Linked DNA regions of Mus musculus: region 2 is linked to region 1. Evidence: chromatin loops called from intact Hi-C (ENCODE). Cell type or tissue: left cerebral cortex. All regions are shown on one strand. Links, peaks and the distances in the headings refer to the core of each region. The heading gives the core; the rest is flanking DNA.

Region 1 (9,689 bases), core at 1,108-9,107:
AACTGGGCCGAAGGGAAGAGGAGGAGGAGCATGAAGGTCCCATAACGTCCTAGTGATTTATTTGAAGGAGAACCGTGACGTGCCCTGAATAGGAAATGGGAAGGAGGAAAAAGACTGGCTTCTGTAGAAATCTGTCTGACTGTCCCTTTCTTGCCCTTTACTTTCATCTCCCTCAGCCGCTCCCCGCACCCTTCTGACGGGGTTCACAAAACGCTTGTGGAGTCAGGGAGGTATTTGTAATGCTTCATTTCCACTCGGACTTGCCCGCAGCACGGTGTGTCCGTAGACAATTGCTATGGCTCTAGGAAACCGGAAGGATAACGGGGCAATCAGCCAGAGATGCATCAGCCTTTCTCCCATCATTTCTGTTGTTGCCCTAAAGCACAGGATTGCTGGGTCAGAAGTCAGCTTGACAGCCCAGTGGGGCTGTCAGGGACCTCTCTCTAGTAGGGCCGGTGATATCTTGGCATTTTGATGCTGTTGTTTCGAGGTTTGCATGGTGTTGTTTTAATAAAACAACAGGAGAATTTTTAAAACATACATTCTAAATATAGCCATGGTAAGTGACTAGTGTTTAAAAGAGAGCGTGAACTTGAAAACCCTTGAATGTGTTGCAGGGGGTGGGCGGGAGAGAGGGGGAGGGGAGAAGGCGGAGGGAGGAGGAAGTGGGGGGGCTGCAGTTTGTGTGAAGTGACACACGGTTCCCATTTCTAAAATTGCCTTTGAGCCCACGATTGCCCACTCTGAGGTCAGCCAGTTTATTGCAGTCATTGCCTCTTTGACCAAGAAGTAATGGGCTTGAATTTCCATGGTATGTGGGAATTGCTGCTGTCAATTTCTTAGCTGACAGCCAGCCACCCAGGAAGGTTCAGTAGGCCTAAGCTAGTTAGCAATTATCCTGACCTGGTGGGAGGAAGGCCCATGATTTTGCTAGTACCAATGGAGGCCAAGAAACCAAGCAGAGCAAGCACATAGCCTTAGGAAACATCAGACACTCACTCTCATATCTTGCTTCTTTCTCCCATGTCCAGTCACCAATAACAGCAATAAATGCTGAGCTCTAGAGGTAGCCCAATGGTAGAGAGCTTGCCTAGCGTGCCTGTGAAGCAGTAGGTTCGATTCCCAGTTCTGCTCCACCCCCAAAATTACAATGAGTGCCCACTGGTAAAACCCTTGCCACATCCTAGATCACAAGCACGCAAGGGCCGCTTGGTCTTGGCGGGTTCTTGTCTCTAGGCGTTGGTGAAACTTGGGTGGTATGTTCCCTCCCCCAGCTGCCCCCCAGCTTCCTGTTCTAAGCCAGCCACACCATGATCTCGCCCTGGGTGTTTGGGCAGAGTGTAGAAGCCAAATCAGTTTCCTCCTTTCTCCTTGGCAAGTCAACCTTCTCCTCCTACCTAGTGAGTGGTCTCCATCCCACGCCACGGCTATATCTTTGGCTAACACCACAGCCAAGGCTCATGGCCAGGAGAAAGAAGTTAGCACCTGCCCAGGGGAAGTGAGGGGAGATGGAGGCTTCAAACGAGAAAAAAGGAGCATATGCTTGGTGGATTTACACTTTTAAAAGCAGTTTTGACATTTGTTTTTCTCTACAAGAAATGTTGGTAGAATACTCCGATGCCAAAACGCTTTGGGGAAAAGACACTATGAAGGCAAATGCCAGAGCTGAACGGGGCTTTCTGCACTCGCTTTCCCTGGGAGGTGGCAAGTGAGGACGTCATCTGAATTCTCAGAGGGGAAACTGAGGCATAGAGAACTAAGAGTCCTCAGCTGCCCAAGTAAGCAACAGGGGTTTAAAGGCAGGTTTGCCCCGCCCCTCCCCTCCCCGACCTCACCCCACCCCTCCTCTGTGAGCTTCCCTTCTTCTGAGGCAGCCTCGCCTGACAGTTTGACAGGTTAAAAAAAAAAAAAAGGGGGTGGGGTGGGGGTGGGAGTTGTCTGAGTTTAATAGAACATGTGTGTTAGGGTTAAGGGAAAAAAAAGCAAAAGGGTATTTTTCTTCGATAAAGTTTGGGGGTGAATGACACAATATGTTATAAGCACAAAAAAAAAAAATAGTTGATTATATAAGCCAGGCAGAGGGGATTACAGAGAGGGCGTGTGATGAGAGCTGGGGATGAAACTGAGGTATAGGCAGAGGGGAGGGGGCCTGCCTGAGGACAGCGTCCTCACACCTCTCTTCCTTTCCACTTCCTCTCTTCCCACTCCTTCCTACAAAACCAAAAAAAAAAAAAAAAAAAAAAAAAAATCTTGCGAAGGAAAAAGAGGGAATTAAAAGAAAGAGAGAAATAATGCAGGAGCCCTTAGAGGAATGCAGTCGCCATAATCACGGTGACAGGACCTGCTTAAGGGCTCCCCACCCCCACCCCCACTCCACCACGTGTACGTTTGTCTGTGTGTCTGAAAAACATCCTGCTTATATGCTTCCCACAACCTGAACACCAAGTGCCTTCCAACCCACAGAGAAGCTTCCCACTTGGAAATCAGGAAAGCAGAAGAGACAGATCCCGGGGTTGGCAGAAATCTCCAGGAGGGGCCTGGTAGGTAATAGGGCCTCGCGCAATGTAGTGGTAAAGCCTGGAATGACCTGCCCCACCCCCACCCACCCCGCAGGCACGTCACGGTGATGACGGACAGAGCCTCAGGCTTCTCCAGATGAGGAGGAGAAAGTATGATCCTCCCTGCCTGCCCGCTCAGCCACCTTGCTGCCAAACCAGCTGCCCCTTTGTCTCCTGTCATTAGAGACAGCTCTGTTGGTGGCTTCCCGCAGAAGAGAAGCAGCAAGAAGATGAACTGTTATTTGGGGAACACACCTGCGCACAGGACAGAAATGGATGGGAGTAGGGGGTGGGGCCCCGGAGGCTTCTAATCAAAAGCCACTTCCTCTGGGTCTCCAAGCCCAGTCCTGACGGGGGATTTGTGCTCCCCTGGGGCATAGGAGTGAGAAAATAAAGAGGGCAGGAGAAAAATAAGAAATGCCCTGTACGCCCATGGTCACTTTGGAGGGGATGGAGATCTCCGCGTCCTGGATAGAAGTGATTTGGGTGGGATGTGCTTCGCTAGTCTTGCTTTCTTCCGTGGCAGCGGAATCAGAGCTGTGCATCTATTTTCTGGAGGGAGATCACTTGTCTCCACTGAGAAGGCTGTTTATTCTCCTAAAAGATCCTAAACCAAAAAAGGAAGTGATGGAGTCTCTCATTTAAGTGGACCAATATCTAGAGGAATCCCTGGCTACAGATCAATGAAGAGAGTCCTGAGAGCCACCCCTGGATGCAGGGCCACCTGCAGCAGTGATCTGGGGCAAAAGCAGAATAGCAAGGGTCCATCCGTGCATGAACTGGTTAGAGCTGCCCGGTTCTACACTCTCTGGCCTTAGATTCAAATCTTTGAAGAAACAGAGGTGGATTCTTGCTAGGAAGGAATTCGCAGGTCACTGCTTTAAAGGCTCAGAGGATCCGTTAGCGACAATTCAGGACGACACAGTAAGGGGATGTGTCTGACTTCTTAGACATTTGGCAGGCAGGTTAACATTTCAGTTCTTCAAGAGCCCAACGTGTAGAGAAGCCAAGCCTCCTGCGTCCCACATAAATTGGTTTGCGCCTCTGGTAGAACATTTAAACAGAAGCTGACAGGGAGCTGAAGGGTCATTGTCCATCCAGTGATTACAGATTTTTCAGGCGCCATTTACCTATGCCTTTTTGTCCTCCCCTGCTAAGCTAAATGCCCACTAAGGCAGAATGATCCCAGCCATGGCTACAGCAGTCAGGGCAAGGAAATGCACACACTAGGAACTTGAGAGATGGCTTAGTGGAGAAGGTGCTTGCAGAGAGGACCAGAGTTTGAATCCCTGAACCCACTTAAAAGCCAGTCAGGCATCGTTGCTGCCTGTGTTCCTAGGAAGTAAGAGAGAGGTGCTCCACTGAGGCAGGCTTGTGGGCCCACAAGACCAAGACTGGCCAGAATTGCTAAGCTCTGGGTTCAGCAGGAGACTCTGCCTCAATCCCTAGAGAGTGACTGAGAAAGACACCCAAGTTTGCTTTTTAAACATCCACAGGCATGTACACAAATGTGCCTAAATATCTATGAATGCACACACATATATGAACCACACAGACATGGAAGAAAGAGAACAGAAAAGAAAGGAAGGAAGGAAATGACACAATACAGATTTTAATACAAGATCATTAATATATAGTCAGAAGCTCAACAAAAGTCAGGCACACTAGCCTGCACCAGGAATCCCAGCAGTCTGGAGGCTGCAGCAGGAGGATTTTGCAAATATGAAGCCAGCTAGGGCTACAAAGTAAGATGTTGTTTCTGAAGGGCAGGAGAAGAAGAGGGGGAAAAAAAAAGACAGAGCCCTGAAATGAAAGGAACTATCTTTCCATGGCATTCAGAAGGAATTTAAACCCAGAAATGTGTGGGAGAAGATGGTGTCTAATTCTCTTCCATCCAAGCAAGGCTGCATTTCATAGATGCTAGGCTCTGAGACAGTTTATAAGCCTCACAACTCACAAGGGACAATGGGGACAGTCACCAAACCTGCCTAGATAAAGATTATAAGGCCTCAGAGGGAAAGAAAGAAAAAAAAATTACAAAGTACAAGCTGCAGTTTAGGGTGCACCATTGCCCTCTGTTGGATTAAATAAGGCAGGCTCCTTCGAGCGGGTGTGTGCTTCAGTGTCTCCAGCTGAGTTTGCTGGTTAGTCCTGGCACCTTAGAGTAGGAAATTAACTGTTCCTTGTAAACTTAGATACCCAGGTCCCTTCCTCTGATGGACTCAAATGTAACTCTGGTGGTAGGTTATTAATTATGCTTTTATGAATGTAACAAACACTTATGAAATATTAACTAAGCATTGCCTGGGGATTATATAGACTCTAACACACATGCCTACTACATATATGTTGCTTAGGGTCTACACACGAAGGACCTGTGGTTGTTGCAGTTTGTGGATGAGACAACACAATACCCAGGAAGCAAGCAGCCTCTTGCAGATTCCAATTCATGTCTATGGATTCCTAATCCTCACTTCATTAGCTTATAGTCTCTCCCTTTAAGAAGTCTACTGCTAGCCAGGCAGTGGTGGCGCACGCCTTTAATCCCAGCACTTGGGAGGCAGAGGCAGGCGGGATTTCTGAGTTCGAGGCCAGTCTGGTCTACAGAGTGAGTTCCAGGACAGCCAGGGCTACACAGAAACCCTGTCTCATAAAAACAAACAAACAAACAGAAAATAATAAAAAAAAAGAATAAATTAAAGAAGTCTACTGCTAAGCCTATTGTGGTAGCACATGCCTAGAAGCTCAGCAGAGCAGGAGAAGCAGGAGTTTAAGCCATCCTTGTCTACCTAGCCAGCTTGAGACCAGCCTGGGATACGCAAGACCTTATCTCAAGCACAAGAAGAAATGAATGCCAGTGTTCATGAATAAACTTTGACTGGAACACAACGGTACCCATTCATCTGTCATCTGTGGCTGACCTAGAGGCTACAACATTACATAACAGAGACCATACCACTCAGAGCCAAAGGTATTTACTATAGGCCCTTTCCAGAAAAAGCCTCCTGACCCCTGGTCTACACGCCAAGGTAGAACCTTCTGTCTCTAACAGCAGTTTTGTAAAGCACTTTCAGAGCTGAGCAAGATGGCCAGGTAATGTTTACTTGGCCCCCAGGGTGGGGAAGCTAGAGGTGACACACAGGTGTGTTCTTTTTAAGATTGAATGCGTACAAGCTCCGACTTTAAAATGGATCAATTAAAAGATAGTTATTTGCATAACAAAGTTTCCTTTCCATTTCGAAAGGGTTTCACCCGCAGGGCTCCTTTGTAGAGAGAGTCTCTATAATACATGCTAATACGATTCCATTTACAAATACTCTATTCAGAACAACTTTCCAAGAACCTTCCTATTGTGTACAGTGGGGCCTAGCTGTAATCACCTCCCTCCTCCCCAGGCAGCACTAAGGTGTCCTACTTCTAAACAGTAATTGAGCTGGCTTTCCGCTGGCTCCAAGAGGGGCTTCACCTGCTTGCACGGAGTCTTTTTTGTGTAATCCCAGCCTTTAGAGTGCTGAGGCAGGAGCATTGCTTCAGTCTAGGTGTTCCTGGCCAGTCTGATCAACATAGCAATGCTTCAGGTGACTTTCTCTCTGCATAATAATGACAATAAGAGTATAAAGGCTGGAACCTCCAAGTGTCTGTATCAGGAAGCATTTGGGGTATAATAGGTGACAAGTACAGACTACTACAGAAAACAAATCGATAAAAACCAATCAATATTTACTGAATTGTTCTAGCTCTTCTTTGCACCCAAACCCCAAAGTTCAAAATTGGTAAGCTCTTAATATCCTACATAGATAAACTAATAAAAATTCCATTTGTGGTTAATGTTCTGATAAATATGTGGTCAGCAATATTCATAAAAGTCATCTCTGTCTCTTTCTGTCTCTGTCCCTTTCTCTTTCTCTTTGTCTCTTTCTCACTGCAAGACATTCTGCTGTCTAAATTACAACCCAAACTGGGGCACGCATTCAAATGAGCGCTATCCCCAGCAAAATAGGAAGTGGTCATGACTGATTCAATTTAGGACCCGGCTTCCTCTTTCACTGGGTCCTGAGCCTGAGTCTCACTTAGCTATGTGCCGTTATGCAATTGCTCCTTTTAAGAGAGACATAAAATGGAAGCCTTGGCTATTCATAGCCAACTTAGGAGGAGCTGAAATTGTTCAAGAAGTTTCTTGCCTGGTACCATTTTGATGAAAACTAGTTCTTCCAACAAATCTATTTAATGTGGCTTCTAAATGGAGTCATGTTAAGGAACTGCCCGGTGGCTTTCACATGCATCTTGTGCCGATGAGGTTTTAAATGTAGATAAACATCCCTTGTACATCACTTGAATATTTTTCAGGGTGATATTTTTTTTCCCTTAGTAAAAGCAGCTTACAAGGAAACTCAAGGGCAGAGATGATCAGCCCAGGCACTCCTGTGTGGTGTGTGTCACCCTGCCGGGAGGCTGATCTGCGTCTCAGGGCTGCTAATGGATGATGCGTGAGAGAGCCACGAAAGGCCAGCGGGAAGCAGGCTGGCATTAGAACCCCACAAATGGCATCATCTGTGGGGTACGGCTTGGGGAGGAGGGCAGGCCACTGGAGGCGGCTGGCTGTCCCTGGAGGCTGGAGCTTCTCATGCTGTGTGGCAGGTGGCATTTCAGCCATTTCTAAAGCCAGCCCCTGGCAGGGACCCTGCACTGAGTCCATCTGTGAGGATGGAGATCTCTGGAAAGGGGTCTCTTCATCTCTTCCAGAATTCAGGAGCACTGAAGTTACAGAGAACAGCATGAAGACACACGTTTGAATCCAGGCTATGCTCTCCCCACCTCCTTGCCTTCGTTCTTCCCTCATTCCTTTCACCACTACTACCCAACCCTGAAACCTAGCCGTCTCTATAGAAATATAGAAATTTGTTTCCCAGGTGTAAAATGTAGCAGTGACAGGTGCAGACTATTACAGAAAAATAAATAAATAAAAACCAATCAATATTTACTGAATAAACTATATTGATAGTTCAATTTCCCTCTTCCCTAGTGGTCCTTGTTAAACTTTTCCAAATCAACACTAATGAATATACAAGAATCAATATCTAAAGGTCCATGCCTTTCAACAGTCAAACTGAAGGTAACATACTACTACTACTGTTCTCTTCTTCACGAGGGAGTGCAGAGAATATTGCCCTCCCATAAAACAGCAGCCAAACAGATTTTATCTCACAAAGGGAAATGGGAGTGGATCTCAGGAAGAGAAGGCTTTTTTAACTGGGTTTTCGGAGTCAGGATTAATATTACAAGCTGGGGAGCTGTGTGATAGGTCCTGTACCTCTGGCTCTGCCACACTGCCAACCTTCCCTGGGGGGTGGGGGGAGACAGAAAAGTGACACTATGCAAGTAGCAATTCTACTTCTGTCCGGGCCTTCTCACCCAAGTGATTTACAGCTGTCGGGAGCCAGGCGCTCAGGTTTGACCTTCCCAAGCTCAAGGTCACACCCAGAACACGCTTCTCTCCTCTGCACTTCGTGTGACTTTTAAATACATTTAGCATTTGCCTCCCCTTGTTCTCACCTCGCTTATTAAGGTAAATTTGTGTGGAAATGGGATCACGGTTTTCAGGACCGTTCACCCGACACCTGATCTCTTGAGGTGACCAAGCGTCTACTGTGGATACCATGACGGTGACCCACAGAAGTCACGTCCCCCTGCAAACCAGAGGCAAGACTTTAATTTGGAGAAAGGTTCCAGAACGTTAACATAATGGGGTGACTCCACTCAGCAAAAGCATTTAGCCTTAAGGAAGAAGGACAGAGTTATTCCTGTCTGCTCAGTGGGTCGACCAACATGTTCACTTGCCTCAGACGGACAGATCTTGAAGAAAGTGTACAAAAAAGAATGTAGCTGACTAGGGGGAGAGGCGGAGAGTCAACAATGGCATTTTATTTGGCATTTTATGAGTGATGCTCGTCTGCCTCTAGAGATTGGTAATGGTCACCTCACAAATCACCTTCAGGAAACAAAGCAGATGCAGGAAGTCAGTTTCCTAAGCCCCTGGAGAGCATCCTGCTTTCTCCCCAGTCAGCCCAGCCCGCACTCATCCACCAAGAGCTCCCCGCTGCACCCTGCCACCTACTGCTACCTTCCTGGCAGTCCCCAGATCTCGCTGAGAGGGAGAGAAGCTCCTGAGGAAACTACTTGCCTCCCCAGTTTCCTGATCACTGAGAGCCCACTAGGTCTGAGGGTCAACTTATTAACTCAGCCAAAGGGTGAGAATTAGCGAAATTTTGTCAAACCTAAATGCCGAACCATAACTTTCCAGCCGCTGCCCTGACAGTTTTAGCCCTGACTGTTTTAGCAGAGGATCAGAGGATGTGACAGACCTGCTGATTAAGTGCCACAGTCAGGGAGAACAGTTTATAGGAGATGGGCAACATCGTCTTCTACTCCGCTTCAGGCTGCCTCAGCTGGGGAGGGATTTCTTCCGTAAAATTGGGACTGTCATTATTAGCCTGATACAGGATGCCATGTAGCACAGGCTAGCCTCCAACTCACTGCAGAGCTAAGGATGACCTTGAACTTCTCATCTCCTGGCCTCTCCCTCCTGAGTCTGGGATTGCAGGGATGGGCCGCCATGATGTGCCGCCATGCCGGCTTATGTGGTACTGGATAGTGAATCCCTCGTGCACACCAGATAAGCGCTCTATCAACAGAACTACCTCTTCAGCCCATACAATTATTTTAAAACGCAAATACTCTCCAGCTGTATTCTGTGCAGTATTTGCAACTATTATTTAACTCCATTTCACAACTTGATCCACTGAATGTTAAGATTCCCATTCTAAAGGTGAGGAAACTGAGATTCTCAAAGGTATCTGATATCATAAGCCATTTACATGCTCACAAGCACACATCTGTGTATACGCACATACATACACATGCACACACACATACATACACACACACCACTTCCACTCAGTTCTTTCCGTGGCATTCCCAACAGCTCCTTGAATTTGAACCTTGTTCGTATTTATTATAGTATACGGGCAGACACAGTGGTCAGTACATGGGGGTTTACTGTGAAACAGGCTAATTCAATTTAGAACTATGGAAATTGAAATTTCTGAGACGTACTTGGGCTACATCATGATG
Region 2 (9,689 bases), core at 541-8,540, 82 kb before region 1:
TTTGTTGTCACCCAAGCTGTGGCTGGCTAGAGGCAGGAGCATGTGACCCTCCTGCTCCTCCACGGGGCCACCACTTGCTTCAGCACTGCAGCCATGTCTCTGTTTAAATTCCTCTCCTCCAAAATGCTGCCCCGTCCCATATCTGCCCCTGACTAAAGCCGCCCCTGCCTGCTGTCCCTTTTGATAAAGGACGCACTACTATCTGACGTGCTTTATGCTCTTCTGAGCATGTGTGCCCATAGGCTGGCCTCTGCCACAGAGGCTCTGTGAGGAAGGGAACTTGACTCCCTCACTGCTGTTGCCTCCACTGCTACAGGGCAGTCAGACTCCAAGTAAGAAAGCTCAAGAAGACAGGGAGTCAACACGTGACAGAAAGGCCGGGAGATGGGCCCACTGGTAAAGGGCCTACCATGCAAGCATGAGGACCTATGTAATCCATATGACTTGCAAGTGACCACCTTTGCTCCCCAGAGCTGAATAGAGACAAATGCTAACAGCACTGAAGCTGGACTTTACATCAGTACCTGGCTACTGAGCCCAGAAGCCATGTAAGAAGCCAGCTACTGCAGCACAATCTGTAATCCCAGCACTCTGGGCAGACACAAGGGGCCCCTGACCAGCCACCCTGCTTGAACTGACAAGGTCCCGGCTCAGGGAGACACCCTGCCTCAAAAAAAAAAAAAAAAAATAGTGGGACTCAGTTAAGAGTTAAGGAAGATACTGGCATTGGCCTCCAGTCTCCATATTCACATGTACCCTCAAGGTGCACACACCTACATGTATATAACACACATACACACACACACACACACACACGAGCAAGAAAGATGACAGAAAACAGCAAAAGTGACAAATAAGCTCAGACGAGTCGTAGCTGGTGTCACACTTCTTAGGGTCAGCTGTGGGGTGCTTATTTCATGATAAATGGGTCCCCTGAAAAAGATGTTCCACTAGTTCTAGAAGTATTTGGTGGTGTTTACTGTTATAACTACAAAGAACCCCTTTTAATGCCTCTCTTTGTCAGTGACCCACAGCTACAAGGTGACCCTTGACAAAGTCAGCGGAGGATGAGTTCAGAGCTAGTTTGTGCTGATGTAACTGCTGGTATTTTAAGTTTCTGTGCTTTGCTGACAATCGGGATTCACTGCTCATGCTGACTCCCTGCAGCTCTTTGGGGGTTTGCTGAACAGCTATCTTGGTGAGCTCAGTCTGCTAACAGCACCGTGAAATGGGTGACTCAGAAACAACAGTACTCGTTTCCAAACATGAGATGCTTGCAATCAGAGCGTTTGCAAGGGCAGGCCCTAAGAAGCTGCCTCTTCCCACAGCAGCAGGAGTGTAAGCGAGCTCTCTAGGGTCTCAGGGCTCACTCCTGTTGAGGGCTCTACCCCTGGAACCTAACCATCTCCCAGGGGCCCCACCTCCCACCAGCGCACTGTGAACTCCATTTCAACATAGGGGTGGGGGCAAACCTTCAGTCCAGCATCATGGCATGGATGCTGTCTGTGAGCAGGAGGCGATCTGTGATGCCCCGCGGATGCCTGCATTTCTAGCACTGATTTTGGTTGCTTTCAAGGGGCAGCTAAGACTAAGCCGGACTTCACCCATGTTTTCTTCTCCTAAGCGCCCGCCTACCTTCATGCTCAACCCACCAGTAGGTACCTGAGAAGCTACAGTAAGAGGGCGTTCTTTGATGTTTCAGAAAGATTAATAGGAAAGATCATTTCCTTTCCCTTATAATGTTATATCTCCCCCACCCTCGCTTTCAAAGTTCAGCAATCCAGAGTCAAAGTTGCAGGCAAAGGAAAGCCTTACAAAGAATCATGCTAGAAAAAAATATTTAAATTATGTTGGAATCTTCACCACATTTTTAAAAACATGCCCATGTACCCAGCCCCCAACTCCCAGAAAGTAAGCCTCCTTCATATTCCAGTTAGAAAAAAATATTAAGCTGAAAATAAAGATTCCAAGAACAATAGCCGCTAGGCTAAGTTTTCGCTGAAAACGATTTTATGAGAATTCAGAAGCAACACGTTCTGAAAACTTCCATCCAACTGTCTACTGAACACGCTCCTTCATCTCTGCTCCCTGCAGAATGGAGCCTAACAGTGGGACAGTCCTGCTGATACTGAGTTGGTAATTTGTGTGAAGCTGGTGTTTTATGTCTAGCTGTTCTCAACAGACACCTATCAAGTGTTAGGCCGCTGCTTACAGTACGTACTTTTACTGCACAGACCTGCAGTCTTCTTGCAGTCTTGTGAGTGCTTCTTCTCCGAGGTAAGGCTTTCTGGGATGAGCACAGAAGTGCACACTGTAGGTGAGGTCCCCGTGGCAGATAATCTGCTGGGGAATGACATGGAGTAGGAGGTCCGCTGCCTCGTCCACGTGGCCACTTCCCTCTCTTTATGGAGCAGCTGCTCGTCCATCAGCAGAGTTATGACCTGCTTCGACCTCTCCCGGATGTAGTGACCTGAAAAATACCCGAGAGCTTGCTTAAACATGGAAAAACTGATGAAAACTATAATTAATTTTATTCTAAAGAAAATGAAGAAGTGACAATGTAGCAAAGTGGAAAGGCAGGAAGACTGTGGGCGACACACTCCTCTCTGTGCGCACTGAGCAAACACATCATCAATACGTGATGGAATTGCATCTTATCTGGCATTATACTTTTCATTTTAAATGCATTATTGGATTTTTCTTGGAAAGCCATCCATACGCTGCAATAAATCAACTAACACAGGCACGCAAAGAAGGTTTGAGCGTGAGGCTAGGGAGATTGGGCAGTGGGTAAAGTGCTTGCGCTGAGGGCAGGAGAACTTGAGTACAGATCCCCGGAACCCACCTCAAACCTAAGAGTGGCGGCATGTGCCTGCAGCCTCCATGCTGGGAAACCTAGACCGGAGGCCAGAGATGCACTGACCAGCCAATCTAATCAAACTGGCACGCTCTGGGTTCAGTGCAACCCTATCTCAAAAAATAAGGTAGAGAGGAATTGAGGAACACATCTGTCTCAACTTCTGGCCTCCACTTGTACCTGCACAGACCAGCAAGTGTGTGCACAGACCAGCAAGTGTGTGCACAGACCAGCAAGTGTGTGCACAGACCAGCAAGTGTGTGCACAGACCAGCAAGTGTGTGCACAGACCAGCAAGTGTGTGCAAAAAGGTTACTTTCTCCAGTCTCGTCTCCTAGCCACTTCTTCCTCCCGAATTTCCTTTATATTTTTAAACCCTGTTCTGAACACCCCTAGTTTCTGGTGGACACCTCACAGTGTGTGCTGGGCCCTCTCAGTGTCATATGAAAAGCGGACGTCTGCTGGAGCTCTTGGGGATGATGTCAAGAGCGGTCTTTCCCTGACGACAGGGGCACCGTTTAGATTTGGAGATTTAAAAAAAAAAAAATTGTGTCATGCTACCCTTTTGTCCCGACCAGTACCTCATCCTGCAGCCTGAGCCTCTTCCCAGTACCACAGAAACTCAGGCAGCTGTTGCTTCCATGCAGGCTCCCCGACTTATCCGTCCTCTCCTCAGACACCGCTTCCTCCTCAGAGCTGCATTTCTCTGAAGAAGCCCCACCTCATCCATCAGTTTATCCCCCCTCCTTTGTGTCTCCCCCTGGCATCTGCCCCTGCCCACTGTCACCTGTGTGTTCCCTTGTTGTTTGCTTCCTCTCTGGGAATATAAACCCCATGAGAGGAGTCTTACTCCAGACACTGATGGCACATAACATATATTCAATAAATATTTACTAAGTGAATGAATTAAGAAAGAAACATTATCAAAAAGTTTCAAATGTTCTCCTGGCTATGGTGTAAATGAAGCAGATTGCTGAAAGATGCTGGGAGCCAATTTACAACTTAGCTGCCTGAGAAAGTTGCTTGGCTTAAAATAGCCTCCTGCAATACCCCCAATTAGAAACTAGAAATCATGGGCTGGAATTGGAACATTTTACTTAGAATCTGTGGGGACTGGTGGGGTGCAGGAGAAGCTCACTCGCTCCAAGTGGCAAGCAGGCACAGCAAGCAGAAAGATGGTTGCCCTGGTGGGAGCCTCCTCCCTAAAGCATCCGACTCCCACAAGGGAACAGAGCAGCTTCAGGAAGGCCAGGCCACTGCATTCTGCCCCAAAGAGGAGTGGGCATCTCATTTCACTCTGCCTAATTCCCTGAGCTACCATTCTGTGCCCTCTGTACCAGTCAGGGTTCCTCTAAAGCCCCATATCAAGAAGTAAGAAAAGTCAAGAAGAGCCCCTAAGTCTGTTTCAAGGAGGAGATAAACAACAAAAGCATCCATTCACTTCTATGCTTCTGAAAAGACCCGAAGGAAGACACAGCATAAAACCCTTACAGCACAGGAAGGACAACAGCTTCCTGTCTGAAAGAAGAAAGGAATGGGGCAAGATTAGAAAACACAGATTCTCTGAACTGCGTCTCACTCCAGTCTGAGGGCTCCCTCTCCTTCCTCTAAACTGAAGGAATCCAGGATGGCTGACTGGCATGGTTTGAAGCAGTCACGTGCACTGTTATGGCAGAGGGTGGGGGCTACAATACACAACCTCCAGTGGCAAAGCACAGCATGAGACTTCGAGGTGGCTTGGCAGCTAAGGGTACTAGTGACTCTTGCAGAGGCCCCAGGTTCAGTTCCCAGCACCCACGTGGTGGCTCACAGCCATGATTCCCTCCAGCTCCAGGGGATCCAGCTCTCTTCTCTGGCTTCTGTGAGCACCAGGCATGCACGTGATGCACATATATCATGCAGGCAAAACACCCACACACATACAGTAAAGATAATAAATATTTTTAAGAGAGAATCACAAAGTGTGACAAAAATATTAATAAAAACACATAAAAATTAATAAAGACGTAGAATGGGAGCAAGATCAATATGTGGTAAGTTATTTCTCCACCGGTGAAATGAGCCAATCCAAGCCAGATCAGAGTACATTAAATGCAGGCTTATGGGAAGCTGCTCTGGGGAGGGCAAGGAAGGAGAGAGGGGAGGGGAAGAGAAAAAGATAAAGTGCCCATGCAGAGAAAAGGAAAGGGGGAAGAAGAGGAGGAAGAGAGGAAGAAACCAAAATGTCCGGGTTACATAGCCTCTGGGGGAAGGGCAGCTCAGCCCCTGGACTGGAAAGTTCAGGGTTGGGGGTGGACTATGCTAGGTAGGGACTGAGGGATGCTGGGAAAACCTGGAGGCCAGGTCTGCTCTGATGTGTAAAAGGTGCACCTCAGCCCCTTGTCCTGGGTCTGAAACCTAACAAGAAAGAAGGAGGGCCAAGCAGAAGGCCAACCTGGGCCCTCTCAAACACAAGGTAAGAGACTGGAGATGAGCACCACTAGAGCAGCTGTGCAAGAGACTGGTGTCCAAGCATAGCTGCTTCTGCAGCCATTGAATCATCCCTTGAGCAGCTGAGAGCAAGAGAGAGTTCTGAGCACTGAGGACACAGCAAGGAAAGGGGACAAGTGCATGTATGCACTGGGTGAGTCACCCAGCAAGTATTAACAGGGTGATTTCAAGCCAAAATGAGTTTTCCAAAGAAAGTACGGAAGGGTGACATGCTGGACATGAATGTGGGGTGCAGTCACATAAGTCTTAGTGAGGAGGGTACACAGCCCTGGCCACTTAGAGACGTGACACGGTTTGAAGCTGCCCACTTGATAGATGGCTTTTCCTCCAACATCCACAAAGGAGAGGACTCTACTTGCTTGTCCCCAGGACATTCAGCAGTGTGTGAAATGGAGACACATGGCAAGGAACGTTTCCCAAATGCTGGAGAAGGAGAGACTCAGAGGTTCTGGGCATTAATGTCTGTTATAGAAGAATATGTGTGCTAAGAGATATGCCTGTCTTCAATAACACTCAAGATATGTTAACAGTCTGCCTGCCTCCCTCTTGAACAGTCCTACCCACATCCTCTCTTCTAACTGCATTCCTGTTGCAGTGAATTTTACTTCCATTCTACATGGGCAATATGAACATACAATGCCCCTCCCCCATTCATATATCAGGTCTACCAACCAAACCCACCAACTCTATCCTTCCTCTCCATCTCCCTCAGTTCAGATCGTGTGTTGCCTATAGTAAGTAGCGTGTTATCTACCTATTAATCTTCCCTCCAATCTACCTTCTAAGAGGCCTAAAGAGGGCAGGGACAGGAAGAGAGAAGCTGCTACATCAGTGATTCTCAACCTTCCTAAAGCTGTGACCCTTCAATGCAGTTGCTAATGCTGTAGTAGCCCCCAATCATGAGATCACTTGGTTGCCACTTTATAACTATAAATTTGCTATTGTTAGGAACCACAATGTGAATGTCTGATATGTGACCCCCAAAAGAATCCCAACCCACAGGCACTGAACTAAAGTCTCTGACCAAGTTATTTCTATTAAAAAAAAAAATCCTCTTTCAGTCAGGGGCTGAAAGGGTGTCTCGTGGAGCCCCTGCCTAGGATCCTCAAGGTCCTGACTTCCGTCCACAGCACTACAAAAACAGACAAGACAAAACCCCATCCGTTGTGTTGGCACAGTAAAGCTATGCTTCAAAGCACTGCTCTGCTCCACACACCTGGTAGTTCTGAGGCACTGCCAGCCTCAAAAACAAGATTAAAAAAAAAAAAAAAAACTCCACAGAGAAATACAAAGGAGAAAGTCACATGTGTGGCTCAAGCCACAGGGCTGCTGAGCTCTCTTGATCTGGTGTCGAGGACCTGAACCACTTAGGTGTCAGAGATCACCCTTTGGGGTGAGGGTCTGCACTCACTGCTCTCTGGGATAGATCTACTGAGAGCTACTTATATGGACCTAGAAGCAGGCACAACACAGTCTTACCACATGGAACTAGGTGAAGTCGCCTGTTGGCCCTAGCCTGGGTCTGTAACGACAAGGCTCAGACTCCAGGCCACTTTGGGAAGGCTGTACTGCAGCCCAGCAGTGAACAGAGTAAATACAACTGAGCAACAGCATGAAGGCCAAGTGGGCATGTGAAGTTGTGGGAAGACCCTCTCCGTCCATGAGTCTGAAGCTGTCACTCTAACCCACACTACACAGTCAGTAAGTCTAGTCCCACTCCAATGAAATGTATCTAGAGGATCTTCTTCTACAGAATCAATATTCTGTAGGATTTTAAATTTTTCTTCAAAAGATTTAAAAATAAACTATTGGGAAGTTACCACAGGGCAGGAGAGAGGGTTCAGAAGGTAGAGTGCTTCTTGCCCAAGTCTGACACCTAAGTTTGATCCCTGGGACCCACATACTAGTGAGCTGCTCGCACACTGTGATCCCAGCGCTCCTACAGGGAAGTGGGAGGAATCCAGAGAATCCGCAGAAGCTCACAGTCCAGCAGCCCAGAGTGGCAGAGACTGAAACAAGAGACCTGCCTCAAACAACATGAGAGGGAAGAACGGAATCCCAAAAGTTGTCCTGACTGCCACATACATGCACGCGAGTGCACACACACACACACACACACATGTAAATAAGAACATGGAGTCATGTAACAAACTCAAGATGAGCATGAGGCAAATAGGACCAGAAGATAGGACCGACTCAAATAAACATCCAGCTACGAAACTACAGTACAAACGGAGGCTAACCACCTTCACCATCGTAGACTCAACAGCTGAGTAGAGCCATGATGGAGGCAAACAGCACCATGTGTTCCAAGTACAGCAGTAAGGCCACAAGACTAAAAGTAACTAAAAGCCATAAAAGACAGATAGCAAGACCCAGTACTCATCCAGAAGTTTCCAAAAAAGATAGTTAGGTAATAGTAAAATAGCAGCGTTCAGAAGGACAAGCTCTAGGTGAGTCTTGAATCCTCACAGCCCTGGCTGGGGAGCTCACAGGCCCCAGGGGGAGAACCTGTGGCTATTATTTTACAGACTGACTAAAGCATCTGTCCTGGCTGGTTTTGTGTCAACTTGACCCAGCTGGAGTTACCACAGAAAAAGGAGCTTCAGTTGAGGAAATGCCTCCATGAGATCCAGCTGTAAGGCATTTTCTCAATTAGTGATCAAGGGGGAAAGGCCCCTTGTGGGTGGGACCATCTCTGGACTGGCAGTCTTGGTTCTACAAGAGAGCAGGCTGAGCAAGCCAGGGGAGGCAAGCCAGTAAAGAACATCCCTCCATAGCCTCTGCATTAGCTCCTGCTTCCTGACCTGCTTGAGTTCCAGTCCTGACTTCCTTGGTGATGAACAACAGTATGGAAGTGTAAGCCAAATAAACCTTTTCCTCCCCAACTTGCTTCTTGGTCATGATGTTTGTGCAGGAATAGAAACCCTGACTAAGACAGCATCAAAGTGCCTTCTAAACTCATTTATCTATACCCACCATTAGTGCAGTTCTCTGACCTCACCAGAGAAGCCTCTCTGTACAGAGACTCACGACCCATCAACATGTAGAGAACATGTGCCTTTGGAGGCCCAACGGTAAATGGGACATCTGCATCACACCTCACTACAGAAAGACCATAAGGATGAGACAGGACTACTGTACTTGTGAACTTGAAGCAGCTATGGTTGCCTGACCAAGACCTGCATAAGCTCCAGCCAGTCAACATTCCAGAACAGGAGGCAGGGGGAACACGTGAGTCCTTACCCCTACATGGGGAGCTATGGACAGTTAATGGTTTCTCGGGAACTTTTTAGAGACAGTTTTCTTCAAGGGTGTGGTCTCCTGTAGGTAGACATTCTAAAGGAAAACACTTAGCATGAACTGGAATCAGTGGGCAATTAAAAAAAAAGTCCCTGGGTTGGAAAGGAGTGTGATTGTGTGATTAGAGAGTGTCTGGGAGAAGTTAAGGGAAGGAGTAGGGTGTGAATAAGATAAAAATACATTGTATGCAAGTATGACATACTCAAACACTAATAACATGTCACTTTAAAAATTGTCTTTGTTCATACATACTTGTAATCCTATAAGCACACAGGAAGCTGAGGCAGGAAGATCACAAGTTCAAGCCCAGCCAGGGCTACACAGGAGACTGCTTCAAAGGATCCAAGGGAACTGGTGAGAAAGCTCAGTGGGTGAAGGAGCTTGTGGCCAGCCTGGCAACCTGGGTTCTAGCCTCAGAATCCACATGGTGGAATAATAAAATAATAAATATAGATGCTGATTTGGTGTGAGTATGTGCTGTGTGTGTAGCAAAGGCCACGGGACTAGTGGGGAGGTCAGAGGATAACTCGCAGGAGTCAGTTCACTCCATCCCCCCTGTGGGATCTGGGACGTTAAACCCCGGTGATTAAGCTTGGCAGCAAGTGCTGTTCCCACTGAATCACTTCACTGCCAAGTCCCCAAAAAAATTAATGAGAAAAATTCTAGGGCTCAATGGATTCTATTCCCTGCACTACAAAAGAAGAGTGGAGAAAACCAACCTCCCCGTAAAGTCAGTAACAATAAACCTGCACCCAGAAACAGTGTTGGAAACAGGAGAACCACAGCAGAGGTCTCTCCCAGATGGCTTCTTCAGAGGGAGAGGAACAAAGGTAACCATCATTGGGTTTTTAGGTTAAGACAATAGCAGGCTGTCTCTCTTGGCTGTAGGTAAGTGCTGCAGTATTAAACTAAGCCTAGATCAGGATGAACTATATCTGGACAGCATTTTCCTTGTTAAGAAAATTCTGAGGGGTTGGAGAGATGGCTCAGTGGTTAAGAGCACAGACTGCTCTAGCCAGACAGTGGTAGGGACACACCTT

What was found. Peaks named below come from ENCODE experiments on the same cell type or tissue, not always from the same donor. Only the 100,000 strongest peaks of a DNase experiment are listed, where the experiment ranks them.
Region 2: a loop joins it to region 1, with 2.0 times the contacts of the local background. A loop is called at or near these places in 3 of 42 quality-filtered maps.

The regions. Positions count from the first base shown.
Region 1 is chr15:80,613,408-80,623,096 of GRCm38, forward strand. All of the region lies in intron 1 of Grap2 (GRB2-related adaptor protein 2), which reads left to right. Among named protein-coding and RNA genes, the nearest start is that of Mir6957, 28 kb to the right of the region's middle. In left cerebral cortex, for the core only: a CTCF peak has its summit at 4,641 (motif pointing left); DNase peaks (open chromatin) are centred at 1,474, 2,492, 2,756, 4,617 and 1 more place; H3K27ac peaks cover 1,126 bases.
Region 2 is chr15:80,532,278-80,541,966 of GRCm38, forward strand. It overlaps Enthd1 (ENTH domain containing 1), which reads right to left. Exons shown (of 6, transcript NM_001163189.1): 2 at 2,222-2,470. Among named protein-coding and RNA genes, the nearest start is that of Enthd1, 23 kb to the right of the region's middle. In left cerebral cortex, for the core only: a CTCF peak has its summit at 3,975; DNase peaks (open chromatin) are centred at 1,205, 3,571 and 3,937; H3K27ac peaks cover 557 bases.